Regions from separate parts of the Homo sapiens genome. Here region 1 is linked to region 2. A link is a loop called in an ENCODE intact Hi-C map of the cell type or tissue named here. Cell type or tissue: mammary epithelial cell. All regions are shown on one strand. Links, peaks and the distances in the headings refer to the core of each region. The heading gives the core; the rest is flanking DNA. Region 1 overlaps LINC01186 (long intergenic non-protein coding RNA 1186). Region 2 overlaps LINC02595 (long intergenic non-protein coding RNA 2595).

Region 1 (2,914 bases), core at 226-2,725, 480 kb after region 2:
GAAAATAGTCCTCATGCACTGAGTCCACTTCTGGGTGTGGGCCACAAGGCCAGCTGAGTCATGAGTTGGTGTCTCCAGTCTAGATGGGGCCATTGGATCATCTGAAATGCAAAAATCTGAAAAGACATCTCAAAAGGCCAATGTTAGGTTCTACAATAGTGATGTTATTTACAGGAGTAATTGCGGAAGTTGCAAACCTTGTGGCCTCCAGAATAATGGCCGGTAATCATTTATGCCTACATCTTAGTGGAATTCAGGCCCCAATCATCCTCCCAACCTGGTGGCCTTTCATTAGTTTTACAAAGACAGTTTAGTTTTGGGGAGGGCTATTATCATTTAAATTATAAATTTCTCCCAAAGTTAGCTTGGCCCATGCCTTGATCAAGGGCAATTTGGAGGTTAAAGGCAAGATAGAGTTGGTTGGATCAGACCTCTTTCACTGTCATAATTTTCTGACTGTTATAATTTTTGCAAAGGCAGTTTCAACTTCAGTTGCTGAAGCTTGCAAATAAAACTGATAAAAGGCAGATTAACAGAAAAAAAACAGATTTAAGTATGTGCATACGCACAGGAGTTCACAAAGAAATGTGACTCAAGGAAGCAGTTAGAATTTGGGGTTATATACTATCTTAGGCTAGACAAAAGCAAAGTGATCTGGGGCTTCTGGGGAGGAGATAAATTATAGGAAGGTGAATAGGAAATGTACAGGAAATAAGGGTCATTTAGTAAGGTTTGTTATGTGGATAAGAGACATCCTGGGTGCTAAGAGTTGCCTCCAGAGTAGTTTTCTTGCTGGTACAGGAGAGGGAGACACCTTTACAAATGGAAATTTGTAAATTTTCAAAAGGAAATTTATGTCCTACTTTTAGACAGAAAAGGGGAAGGCAGAGAGCTAATTGCTTTCAAATCAAAACAATCCTTATGCCAAAGTGGTATATTTTGGGGTGGCAGATTCTGGTCCCCTTCACTATCTCACTGTCTGTCTGGTGGATAAATACGTGTTGAGTGGCAGACTAACAGAAGAGTCTACATGTACCACAACCCCTCGTAGGTAAGAGCTTTCAGCTCAGTGGCAGCTGTGCCATGTCCATTTAACCAAGCTTGGCAGCAAGTCTTAAGGACTAGTCACAAAAAGAAAGTGCAAAGGGGCACAGCTTCTCTTTGGAGAGTGCCAAGATACCATCAATCTCTGCCCCAGCCCAGGGGAGGCTGGAAAAAGTGCCTCAAGCACTAAGGGGGCGGGGAGCAGGGGCAAAGTGGGTAATGAGTCAGAAAGGAATGTCTGTGAACCCACACCCGCATACCTGAGTGCCAATGTGAAGAAAACCCAGAGTAAATTCCTTTACACAGACTAGGGTCTCACATGCACTTCTGAGGGTAGTTTTTCCGTATAAGAATCTGCCCTGTGCTTTACAGAACAGTGAGTCACTTACTTGCTTTTGGATGGAACGCTGCAGAGTGTGCTGTCATTGTGATATCTTTTTTTCCCTCATGCATTCTCAGCATTGCCAGCCTTGGCTTTGCTCATTAGATAAATAATAGAGTAAAATTCATGCAGTGGCCCCACAATCACTACTCCAGGGAGAAATGGAGGCGGGGAGGGGAGATGGTGGTCCATAAAGACCTGGGCTAGTGAATTTGGTGTTTTTGTTTGTTGGTCTTTAAATAAATGAACTTAAAATAAGATTTTCCAAATTTGAAAATAGATGCCTTATAGAGTAGATTTCTTATGCAACAATATAAAAATAAGAAATTAAATCTGGGAACGAGACTTAATTCTCCAACATGATTTTGTTTTGAAGTTCAGCCTCTTCAATGAGATGCAGGTATGGGGGAAGGGCTCCATTTAAAGAGCCCAAATTCCTATCTGTTACTTCAGATATCAGGTCAGATTAGTACTTTTAGAAAGTTTAACAGACCCCTTTGATGCAACAGGAAAGAAAAACAAGCTCTCTAAGCAGGAAAATTCAGGACATCCTTTTTCTTAGTTTTACGTGATGCAGTGAGTCACTTAGAGACTCTCAGGAAAATAAGCCCAGGATGGCCATCAAGATTAGGGAACATACTGGCCCAAACAGCTGCAGAGCAAGTAGCTTCTCTGTCCCTGGTTCCCATCCTCCTAGTGTTTTCTCTTTAGGGCCAAGTGCTGTAAGAGAGAAAAGAACAAGATGACAAGGTCAAGACAGCCTCTTTGTAATCCTTCTCAAATCACCGAGAAACAAATCAACCACGATTGTATGCATTTTGATGTGACAGGGAAATAAAGTAAGGTAGAATATTGTGGAGGTTTGGGGGGCAACTTTGACCAAAGATTCTCAAGTTCATCTCACTCTCTTGGGTTAAAAAAGCATGTGAAGCCAGAAGTTTGAGACCAGCCTGACCAACATGGAGAAACCCCATCTCCACTAAAAATACAAAAATTAGCCGGGCGTGGTGGCACATGCCTGTAACCCCAGCTACTTGGGAGGCCAAGGCAAGAGAATTGCTTGAACCCGGGAGGCAGAGGTTGCAGTGAGCCGAGATCGCGCCACTGCACTCCAGCCTGGGTGACAGAGTGAAACATTGTCTCAAAAAAAAAAAAAATTCAGAAAGCAAAATTTCTTGCCCCTGTAAATTCACACTTCAATAGAAAACTATTGCCTGTAGTACGTGCTTTCAGGCGTTATCTGATTCTGATTCTACTGGAGCTATTTGCCACTCCCTAAGTTGTAGGTCACTGATAGATATGCAAATCCTGTCCTATCTGGTTCAATTGACTTCCTTCCCCCTGTGTGTGTGGCGGCGGGGGCGGGGTGGGGGGCAATAAACAGTTTGCTTCCATTTGCAATTCATCTCTAAATTCCTTTACTCCACATAAATTGGGGCTGTTTCTTTTTTAAACCAGTTATAACATCTGCCTGGCTCTCTCAGTTAT
Region 2 (2,914 bases), core at 303-2,802:
ACAAAAATTAGCCGGGCCTGGTGGTGGGTGCCTGTAATCTCAGCCACTCAGGAGGCTGGGGCAGGGGAATCGCTTGAACCCGAGGTGAAGGTTGCAGTGAGTCGAGATCATGCCACTACACTACAGCCTGGGCGACAGAGACTCCTTCTCAAAAAACAACAACAACAACAACAACAACAACAAAAAAACATACCAATAGCTATGGCCTACCATTCCCAGGAAAGAAAGTAAAAGCCCACAAAGGTAAATATTTTCTTCCCTTTGGCGTCTTCTGCCCTTCATTATAAAGAGTTGCTCAGTTGTTGAAAAAGGATCTTAATATGCAAAACTTTACATTTTAGTGAGAATCAAAGGCAAATTCTTTTGAACTGTGTCACAACGAATAACATTACAAACATGTCTCTCATCAGCACATAACTCGTCCTTATTTTAGTCAAGCAGGCAAATTAGTGGGCCTGTAAAAACAGCAAGGTAGTAGGAGAAAAATCATCAGAAGGTTAATAGCAGAAGGGCTTGGTTTAAAAGAAGCCTCCTAATGCATCTGTATTCTGATCGGTGTTACGTCAATTCAACAGTGAGATGCAGTTTTATTAAAAGCTGATACTTGGCTGGGTGCAGTGGCTCATGCCTGTAGTCCTAACACTGTGGGAGGCCAGGGCAGGCAGATCGCTTGAGCCCAGGAGTTAAAGACCAGCCTGGACAATATGGCAAAACCCTGTCTCTACAAAAAATACAAAAACAACCCCGGCGTGTTGTGGGAGGTTGTAGTGAGATGGAGATGTAGGAGATGTAGGATGTAGGAGATGGAGGTTGTAGTGAGCTGAGATCCTGCCACTGCCCTCCACCTGGGTAACAAAGCCAAACCCTGTCACCAAAAAAAAAAAAAAAAAAAAAAAAAAATTTTTTTTTTTTTTTGAGACGAAGTCTCACTCTGTTACCCAGGCTGGAGTGCAGTGGCGCGATCTTGGCTCACTCCAAGCTCCACCTCCCGGGTTCACGCCATTCTCCTGCCTCAGCCTCCCGAGTAGCTGGGACTACAGGCGCCCGCCACCACGCCCGGCTAATTTTTTGTATTTTTAGTAGAGACGGGGTTTCACCGTGTTAGCCAGGATGGTCTCGATCTCCTGACCTCGTGATCCGCCCGCCTCGGCCTCCCAAAGTGCTGGGATTACAGGCGTGAGCCACCACACCCAGCCAAAAAATAAAAAAAATTTTTAAGCTGATATTGTTATTGGTTCATGCAGGTGACTCTGTTAACATTATCTCAAATGAAATTATTCAGAACAATTGGCAGTTTTATGTAGTTTCAGGAAAAGTGTTTTGAAAAGCAGATATCAAACAACTGGTTAAATGCAAAGCCACATGGTCACAATGGAAAAACAACTCTTTTAGAACAGTAAAAAGTCATGTAATATAATGACATGCAGAATTTTTATTTAAATACATTGTCAGAAATAGATTAGACCCTGCTTCTCCTCGGAGGTTACCTCAAAATACATTTCACTTCATAGAAATTTATATAAGTGTCAAAATATTGAACATAAGAGCAAATGGGTTAGTACTACTGGAATGCAATAATTATAAAGCTAGATAGGTGGATTAATTGTCCTACATACCTGTGGTTTTTCAGATTCCTGTGCTTGCTTACTCATGTACATTTGACTCTTTCAGAAACCACTTCTGGAAGCTCCCGGTCTGGCTTCTACACTGCCACCTGTAGACATAAAAGAGAAATAAATCATGTATTATTCGTCAACAATGCATCTTTTCTAGGCATCTAACGGGGACATCTGGGGAAAAAGTGGCAAAACATTTGCTCCAAAAGACAAAAATGTTCTTTCTCCTCTGTGTTGAAAATTCCTAAGGCGTCCTTCTCCCCAATGGTATGATAAATTATTTGATTAGAAATTGAAACATATGTAAGTCTCAGATCATCAACTATACACCACTCTGAGCCGATCATTAAAGAGATGGAGTCGCAGAACTCAACTTACAGCCATTTCAAGACCTGTCGTTTAAAATTAAAAGAAAACTTCACCGCTTTGTTCATCTGTAATTCAGAATTCTGTAAATTGACACAAAGAAAGATCAGGGGCGATTCAGGCTAAGGTTACTTTACCACAAGGTTGTAAGATGTCTATTTAAAATAACAGTAATTCTAACCTGAACTACAGTTTTGTCCAATCCAAACAGCAGTTTGGTGGGGTATTTTCATCAAAATGCCCTATCCTTGATTTGAATATGAATGACTGCGGAAGGGTCTTTCTGAAACCCCACGGATTTTAATACAGGTAGGTCCTTTTTCCAAAAAAAAAAAAAAAAAAAAGTCAGGAAATGAACAAACAGGAATAAAAATTCATGAACAACTATCGGCAAATCCAAGCAGCCATGAGACGTGCGAGTGTGTGTGTGTGTGTGTGTGTGTGTGTGTGTGTGTGTGAGAGAGAGAGAGAGAGAGAGACAGAGACAGAGAGAGAGAGAGAGAGAAAGAGACAGAGAGAGACCGACCGACAGACACACACTGAGATTTCTGGAGTTAATTGCGAATAACCGCGCCGCGAAGCTTTTTTACCTCCTCCAAGTCCCACAGTCTACCTAGGACAAGTAAGCCCGGCTCCAGCACCTTAAGCCAAAGACACAAGCACCACCACCTCCACCCCCACTACCTAGGCGAGACAGCGCCAAAAGCCACCGAGCGTGCACGCCAGCCAGGCCCGCTACCCCGCAAACCCGGGAGCTTCTTTATCCCCAGCAGAGATCCGCCCCACTTACCAGTAATTTACTTTAACGCCTCGAAAGCATGATTTGGTTTACGGAATTGCAGCAAATAAAAGAAAATCAAGTCTCCTTGAGACACTGTCCTCCTCCTCCCTAGGACGCACATTCACACGGAACACTCTCCTTTCGCTCTCAA

The links. Hi-C counts contacts between places; a loop is a spot of excess contacts. Peaks named below come from ENCODE experiments on the same cell type or tissue, not always from the same donor. Only the 100,000 strongest peaks of a DNase experiment are listed, where the experiment ranks them.
Region 1: a loop joins it to region 2, with 7 times the contacts of the local background. A loop is called at or near these places in 8 of 110 quality-filtered maps.

Annotation. Positions count from the first base shown.
Region 1 is chrX:46,324,309-46,327,222 of GRCh38, forward strand. LINC01186 (long intergenic non-protein coding RNA 1186) reads right to left here. Exons shown (of 2, transcript NR_110388.1): 2 at 1,616-2,146. Among named protein-coding and RNA genes, the nearest start is that of LINC01186, 1.9 kb to the right of the region's middle. RefSeq lists an enhancer at 2,638-2,914. In mammary epithelial cell, for the core only: no CTCF peak of the experiment used is centred there; a DNase peak (open chromatin) is centred at 1,323; H3K27ac peaks cover 2,258 bases.
Region 2 is chrX:45,847,759-45,850,672 of GRCh38, forward strand. It overlaps LINC02595 (long intergenic non-protein coding RNA 2595), which reads right to left. Exons shown (of 3, transcript NR_125365.1): 2 at 1,617-1,714; 3 at 316-455. Among named protein-coding and RNA genes, the nearest start is that of LINC02595, 2.3 kb to the right of the region's middle. In mammary epithelial cell, for the core only: a CTCF peak has its summit at 1,711; a DNase peak (open chromatin) is centred at 1,673; H3K4me3 peaks cover 1,733 bases; H3K27ac peaks cover 1,642 bases.